Linked DNA regions of Homo sapiens: region 2 is linked to region 1. A link is a contact called in ENCODE Hi-C data. All regions are on one chromosome and are shown on one strand. Each heading gives the region's core, a stretch centred on a gene start or an enhancer-like site at or near the end of the contact. The rest is flanking DNA. Distances are from core to core; before and after follow the strand shown.

The links. Hi-C counts contacts between places; a loop is a spot of excess contacts on that map. Pooled maps may share reads with other maps.
Region 2: a map with no recorded cell type shows a loop between it and region 1 (5-fold over the local background). The contact joins the enhancer-like site here to the promoter of IGF1 in region 1. A Hi-C loop is called at or near these places in 3 of 168 maps with a recorded cell type or tissue (Calu3, GM12878 and PC-9), 24 of 37 single-sample maps with no recorded cell type and 11 of 50 pooled maps.

The regions. Positions count from the first base shown.
Region 1 is chr12:102,479,102-102,483,147 of GRCh38, forward strand. IGF1 (insulin like growth factor 1) reads right to left here and starts at 1,462. Exons shown (of 4, transcript NM_000618.5): 1 at 1,218-1,462. The coding sequence starts at 1,280. It overlaps LINC02456 (long intergenic non-protein coding RNA 2456), which reads left to right. Exons shown (of 13, transcript XR_007063427.1): 11 at 1-4,046. RefSeq lists enhancers at 1-177, 268-317.
Region 2 is chr12:102,733,633-102,737,552 of GRCh38, forward strand. No RefSeq gene overlaps it. Among named protein-coding and RNA genes, the nearest start is that of LINC00485, 89 kb to the right of the region's middle. Within about 2 kb of position 1,684, at least 2 of the 41 ENCODE cell types and tissues checked have a DNase peak (open chromatin) inside an H3K27ac peak, as active enhancers do; they include GM12878, where a contact is called at or near this core.

The DNA of each region.
Region 1 (4,046 bases), core at 212-2,711:
CTAAGTAAGGAGACAAAAACTCCAGCTGCTAGATCACATAGTATGTATGCACAGTGACGTCATTTCTTTGAAAGCAAGGTGGCCTGCATGTGTTGGCATCTCAGGAACAGCAGAATCAGGTGCCTGACAAGGGTGTATCTTTAACTCCTGGAGCCACTTACTTGACTAGGGAAAGTCGTAGTGGTGAAGTGTTTGAAAGCAGCAACTGAATGCTGCACTAAGTGGCAGAGACGTCTTATGAATTGAGCCCTCAGGCAATTGAATCGGTGGAGCCAGTGACAGCAGCTTAAAAGCGCTTGCAAATTGAAAAAAAAACACAAGTCTTGAAGGATATAATTTTGCTGAGAATGGAAACTAGAACTACGGCCAGCAATCGGAAACGAGAAGTCGGTGCACTGACAGCAGCAGCCAGATTTACCTAAAGGGACTTCACGACACTGAATATAAAATCAGAGTTTTATAACACAGAACCCCAAGTCCAAACTTTGCCCATGAAAGTCCTCTTCTAAACAGAAAAGTTGGGCAAGCAGCTCTTAGAAAGTTTCTGCTTTCCATATACAGTATGTATTTGTTTAAATTATACAAATATGCAAGGTCAGCAAGAGTTGTCAAGGAGTTCTTTTTTGGAAGAACAAATTACACTTTACTCTAACTTTAACACTCTCTCTGGGCATAAGTGCAGAGTTCCGGGACCTTAGCTCCAAAGATCATATTTAAAAGCTTTAATATCATCTAAAATACAACCCTTCATATATAGCATGCCTTGTAAATAAAGTCCTGATGAGTTACACACACAGAGACACATACACACAGAGACACATACACACATGCAAAAGAACATGGTCTTAAAAATAAAACATCTGCACCTGCAAAAGAAAAAAAAAATCCCCAAGTTCATATCCATGCTCTATAGCCCTTAGCCATAGAGAGGATTTAAAGGAATCTTCTGTAATGACACCACGGAAGCCCTGCAGAAGTGGAGGATTTAGCATAAGTACCTTGCAATAGTTTCTACTCATACAGATATCTGTGCAAATGCATCCATCTCCCCGAGCTATTTTTCAGATTCCACAGAATTGCATATTCAGCAATTTATAAATAACTCTCGGTTCCGAAACAATGAAAATTTTAAAGTGAAGAACAGTTCTAGGCAGAAGCAAACAGTACACAATTTAAATAGAATTCCCCAATGACTTCAAAGAGTAAGAAATATTTACCTTCAAGAAATCACAAAAGCAGCACTTAAATAATTGGGTTGGAAGACTGCTGATTTTTCCCATTGCTTCTGAAGTACAAAGTCTGAAAATGAATTGGTTAGCAGGAATAATGAAGCAAAAAGAAATCCAGAGAGATGGGAGATGTTGAGAGCAATGTCACATTTCAATTTTGAGGACTTTATTCCATTGCGCAGGCTCTATCTGCTCTGAATTTAGCAGTGACAGTGAGATTTAGCAAACAGAAGAGGGATTTAGAGAAAATCCTCACATTTATCTACAAAACACAGACACTGTAGACAGGAAACAGCTGGGGGAACATTTGCCTTCTCTCTCTCTCCCTCTTCTGGCAAAGTTATTGAGTAAGGACTTTTTTGGGCATGGTGACAAATAACATCATACCTTTGCATTTTAAAACTAGAGCACAGAAGCATTTTTTTCCCTTAAAAGAATGTGTGTTAGTGACAGGGTTCGCAGACATTAAAATACTTATGCTGCCATAGAAAATAAGGATCTGTTTTCTGATTAACTTTCTGCTGGGCATGAAGACACAAACGTCTGCTAATACACCTTACCAGTATTAAAGGAATATGGGGGATGGGAGAGCAATTTTAGATTCTAGAGCAAATGCATTATTTAAAACAAAAAAAGAAAGAAAGGACGATAAGACCCTCTCCAGCAAACTCTACAATTTTAACCCTGAAGTGACTGGGGTAAAGTAGATTGGAAGACAGCACTCGGGTGACCCCTTGTCCCAGTTGCCAAGTGAGAGGTGTGATCTCATTTCCTAGAACCTATGGAGGGGCAGGCAGCATTGGATTGGTCCCTTTAGGGCACTGTCTCATACTTTTTCTCCTGCGATGAGGCAAAGACTATGCCGAGCTGTAAAACCCAACTGAAATAGAACATTTTTCTTTATTCTTCTACTAGGCTGCCTGTCACTGTCCCCTCCCCACCCCACCACTCTGGGAGAAGGGTACCTGGGGGGCAAACAATTTTCCTGTTGTTTGAATTTTCCATATAACTCAAACCTGTGTGTGTGTGTGTGTGTGTGTGTGTGTGTGTGTGTGTGTATGACAGAGGGAGTCTGTGTGCCAGAGTGTGTTTTCTTTCTCTGATTTTTGTGTATTCTAAATAACACCAGCTGGCTAGCAATACCCTCTCGAGGGTTATGATGTCATTCAAATCCCTCAACTGGGTGACTGGCCGGCAACATGGTCCAAGCCAGCTGTTTTGCTATTTATAATGTACACTTGCCTTTGCCATTGAGAATTCAGTTCTGATCTTTTGTCGATACAGTTTGTACCTATTTCCCTTTGGTTTTGTGAAGCAGTAGATAAGAAAGTGAATTATAAAATAAGGTTGCAAAAGCCCAGAGCAGACATACCTCTTTCCCTAGAGAGCTCTCCAGGCCTGGTTTCCCAGGAGTGGTGGAAATAACCTGGACCTTGAATTTTTTCTTTTTTTTTTTTTCCACATGACTCTCAGGGGACTGACACATCAACTGAAAACACAGTTCTGCTTGAAATCCTACTCTGGCTCTTTGTGTTATCCTGGGGCCAGAAATTTGTTTGTAGAAGTGGGTGCCCTAACAAAAAACAAACAAACCTGCTTTGTTTGGAAGGGGGTTGGGTTTGTTTGAGTCTTCTGTGTGGTTAATACATTGTAGCAATGTTTACCTTTCAGAAATCAAAGTTAGAAATCTGGAATTATGTTGTGTCAATGGTGCACTATGTTCAGCAACATTTTGTGAGCTCTACTATGTGCCCAACTACAACATCCCTAGGAAAACAAAGAGGAATAAGATATGGTCAAGTCCCTTCAGGGGCTTTCAGCTGAATGTCAGAGACAAAGAGGAAAACTTCACAGTCATATGATGGGCATGTGCTCTTTTAAAAACATGAACAGTGCACAATGAGAGGGAGTGACACATTCTCTGGGAAGACAGGGGAGTAAAATCTTTTGGAAAATCCAAAATGAGGGAGGCAGATTGTGTCATGAGAGGCTTTGGGGTACCATGTTGGGAAATTTCAGTGGGTGGGATTTGACCCAAAGAGCACACTAAGAGGTATCATCAAGAGGTGGCCTAGTAGGTGGCCCTGGATTATTCTTAATGCAGGGATTATCCACATGTGCAGATGTGTGAGTAATCCCTGCATTTAATAATAATCCGTGGCTTCCTTTAATAAGCTCTCTTTGTACACTTGATTTGTGACAAATCTTTTTCTTTTCTGCAGTTTTTGTGGATCACACCCTTTCTGAAAAATGTCTATTCTCTTACAGACTTTGAGGATGTAGATTGTATAAAACAATAGAGCTGATCTCACCTGTCTTCCAGATGAGAAAAAACCTCTTTAACCAAGTTTGGAGAGTCAGATACTGGCTGGAGTCTTGGTGCTAAGTTCTTGTTCCAACATTGGACACCATTACAGGTGAAGGCCAGGACTTTGTTTAACCCCTTCCCACTGCAGTTTTAGCATACTTTAATTGTTCCAAGATGTCCTAGAAGCTAACTATATGTCTCCAAGTCTATCACCCATTTTGATGTTCTCTCTTGGCATGCTCGGTGCACAGATATAACCTTATCCACAAGCATTTCATATGAAAGGCTGTTTTGGGGACAGATGCTGTACTCCAGCGATATTGACACACTGACTCACAGTCTCTCGGTTTTGTAACCCCAATTACCCTTAAAGGATAATTAGGTTTTAATTTATGTCCTAGTTTTTATGTCACAATCAAAGAAAACTGAAATTTCAGTGAGTCGTAATTGTCATCAGCTGTGCTTTGGAAACATTCCAATGAGAGCTATCAGTTTCCAATGGGGGAAGC
Region 2 (3,920 bases), core at 434-2,933, 250 kb after region 1:
CTAGGGAGGCTGAGGCAGGAGAATCACTTGAACCTGGGAGGCAGAGGTTGCGGTGAGCTGAGATCACACCATTGCACTCCATCTTGGGCAACAAGAGCAAAACTCCGTCTCAAAAAAAAAAGTTTTGTACATACAAAAAGTACAAAATTTTGCAGTTGATCCATAAAGTGTCATAAACCTGATGCCCAAAATTGATAAAAAAAATACTGAGGTAAAAGAAAACTCTAAACCATCTTCTCATAAATATGGAAGGAAATGTATATATGAAGTATTAGCCAATTTAATTCTTTAATACAATTCCACCTGGACCAAGGAATATCTAAGTAAAAAATGCAAATAGTTTTATAATTATGAATCCAATAATATATGAGATAAAAAAGGAAATCTTTTGATCATTAAATGAGTGCCCAAAATCTATTTAATAAATCATAATGTGCATTTCTGTGAAAATCTAAAACACTAATAACAGAAGACTTTTCTTAACATGGTAAAAATAACTATCATAAACCAAAGATAACACTTAAATATCAGAATATTTGACAAAAACTAAGATCAAAAGAAATATGTTGCTATCACCACTATTATTATTCATTGGGAGTTCTAATCCCAATGGAACAGGAGTAAAAGACATGGAACAGGTATAAAAGGCAGATGCATTAAAAAGGAAGATAGAGGCCGGGCATGGTGGCTCACGCCTGTAATTCCAGCACTTTGGGAGGCCAAGGCAGGTGTATCACATGGTCAAGAGATCGAGACCATCCTGGCCAACGTGGTGAAGTCCCGTCTCTATTAAAAATACAAAAGTTAGCTGGCGTGTTGATGCGCGCCTATAGTCCCAGCTACTTGGGAAGCTGAGGCAGGAGAATCGCTTGAACCCGGGAGGTGGAGGCAGTGAGCCAAGATCATGCTGCTGCACTCCAGCCTGGGCGACAGAGCGAGAATCCGTCTCAAAAAAAAAAAAAAAAAAAGATAGAATATTATTTTTATTTATAGATGATTTGATACTTTAAAAAGAATCAATTGAAAAACAATTAGTGGTTTAAAAATTTGAGACAATATAAATAATCAAAATTCCTTTATAGATATCTAATAACCTGAAGACATGAAAAATATATCAACTGTAATATATATAAAATATATAAATATATAAGTATGTATAATGGATACATAATAATGTATCAGATATAATATCCATATATCCATATAACTATATGTACTATCCCAATATTTTATATATATTATAAAGTACTAGTCATAAAATACTAGTCATGAACTAAGAGAGGCATAAAAGATTTTAATAAACTGAGAGCTTCTTCTGGAGAGGGTGGGGCCTAGAATAAATTTTTTGAAAAAGTGTTTCTTTACAAATCAACACATAGAGTGAATATAAATAAGCTTAAAATTCAAATGAACAGGCTGTGTGTGGTGGTTCATGCCTGTGGTCACAGCATTTTGGGAGGCTAAGGCAGGAGGATCACTTGAGGCCAAGAGTTTGAGACCAGCCTGGGCAATATGGTAAAACCCCATCTCTACTAAAAAAATACAAAAATCAGCCAGACGTGGTGGTGCATACCTGTAATCCCAGCAACCCAAGAGGCTGAGGCATGAGAATCACTTGTACCCAGGAGGTAGACGCTGCAGTGAGCCAAGATCATGCCACTACCCTCCAGCCTGGGGGACAGAGCAAAACTGTTTCAAAACAAAACCAAAACCGAATATAGGAGTGGAATTGAAATGTGCTTCCTCTTTTATCTTGCTTTTTCTCACCTAACACCTCCCTCTCTAGCCTTGAGTTTATAAAATTCACAGTTGTCACAAGTGTTTCCCTTTGCTGGGCCACCAACCTGGTTTGTCTGGGTTGTGAGGGGCAGAGTGGATGCTGTAAAGAATGTCTCCTCTCCTTGTAGGTGAGAGAAGAGAAGATGTTCCCTCACGTAGTTAATTCTGTGTGTCAGCTGATTACAATGCCAGACAATAGATGCCTTCCAATACAGGGGTGATAAATGTAGGCTAAATGGGAAGTGGAGTCATATTTTCTTGTTCATCTCTGATTCCCCAGCACATAGAAGAGTGATTGGCACATAATAAGCATTCAATAGATATGTGTTTAATAAAGGTTTTCACTGACTTGTGATATCTTTAATATTTTCTCACAGATTATTTGCCTGATATGTAATGATGGTTAATCCACAAATTAGTTAATCCATTGCAGATAACTGAGAGTTGATTATGCATGCAAAACAAAACCACTAAGAAAACAAAATAAAGATTATGCAGAGGGAAAAAAATCAAAGCAAAGGAAGTAATATATCAAAGTGATAACCATGGCTGAGTTTAAATGATGGGGCACTTCTGCATTTTCTAAAATATTTAACAAATATACACTAATTTTATAATAAAAAACAGCTTTTATTTTAAGTATTTTGAGATGTGTTTGCACTTTTGGGTGGATTTCAGATTTTGCTTACATGATGTCATAAAGCTCAATTGATATGGTGGTTTCTTAGACAACCAACAGATCTAATAACAAAGCATAAAACAAAGCAAAACAAAACAAAACAAAAAAACAAAAAAAAATCCCTAGATATCCAGATTTGGAATTTATCCCTAAATGACTGAAATTTTTACTTTATTATTGATTTATTCTCACATTGAAATAGTGCAGAGACCATCTCTGCATGACATTGTCTTCTAATACTATAGATAATAGGGGTAAGAGGTGTACTTAAAAGATGAACAGGAAATAATGATGGCCAATCATCAATTGCTACCCCTCTTCATACTTCTTCTGAACCTAATTTATGTTGCTAGTAGATAATTTATCATCACTGTTTTATGTTGATTCCCCCTCCCCATTGGTGAGGCTGTAAATTACCTGAGAGCAGAAACCATGCCTTGCTCATACACCCCACTCCTGGAATAAGTTAGGCCCCTGTGTCATGCTCTCTCACAATCCCCTGGGCTGCTCTTTCTGGAGCACTCTTCATAATTGTAAGGAGTGTGTTTAGCCTGCGCTCTTTTGACTTTCTCTGGAGGGGTCTCTACTAGAGTAAAAATTCTGGTCTCTTATCCCATCTCAGCTTTTTCTTCTCTTAACCAACAGAGCTTAGCCAGAGGTGTGGCCCAGCTGATTGGCAAGGGCCATCCTGAGTTGGCTGCTGGTCAGATAGGAGAAGGTGAAAGTGGGCACAGATTGCTTGGCAATGGGTGCTATTGGCAGAGAACCTTAATGATGTTTGGCTCTGTCTTTCTGCAGGGACTATAAGTCGGATGATTAAATTAGTTCCCTGTGAAGGAGGCCTATAGTTTTGTGGAAAAAATTCAGTTCAGGGGCACATTATAAAGCCCTCTTGGCTAAGTAAGCCACATGCTCCAAACAGTTTTATCAGTCATAAAGCTGGTGTGCTTATTTCTTCCTTTTCTTTTTCTTCACTTTTCTCTTCTCTTCTCTTCTCTTCTCTTCTCTTCTCTTTTCTTTTCTTTTCTTTCTTTTCTTTTTGAGACAGGGTCTCACTTTGTCATCCAGGGTGGAGTGCAGTAGTGCAAACACGGTTGACTGCAGCCTTGACCTCTCAGGCCCAAGTGATCCTCCCACCTCAGCCCGACAAGTAGCTGGGACTACAAGCAAGCACCACCATGCCTAGCTAATTTTTGTATGATTGTAGAGATGGAGTTTCGCCATGTTACCCAGGCTGGTCTTGAACTCCTGAGCTCAACCGATCCGCCCACCTCTGCCTCCCAAAGTGCTGGGATTAGAGGTGTGAGCCACCATGCCGGGCCTGGTGTTTTGATTTCTACCATTCTGACTCCCGTGTCTCTCTCAGGTGATCCAGAACTTGGGTGGGGAAGAGAATGGTATAATGACATGATTTTTTAAAATGCTAAATTGTTTTGAATTGAATATCTGTATTGCCTGCTAG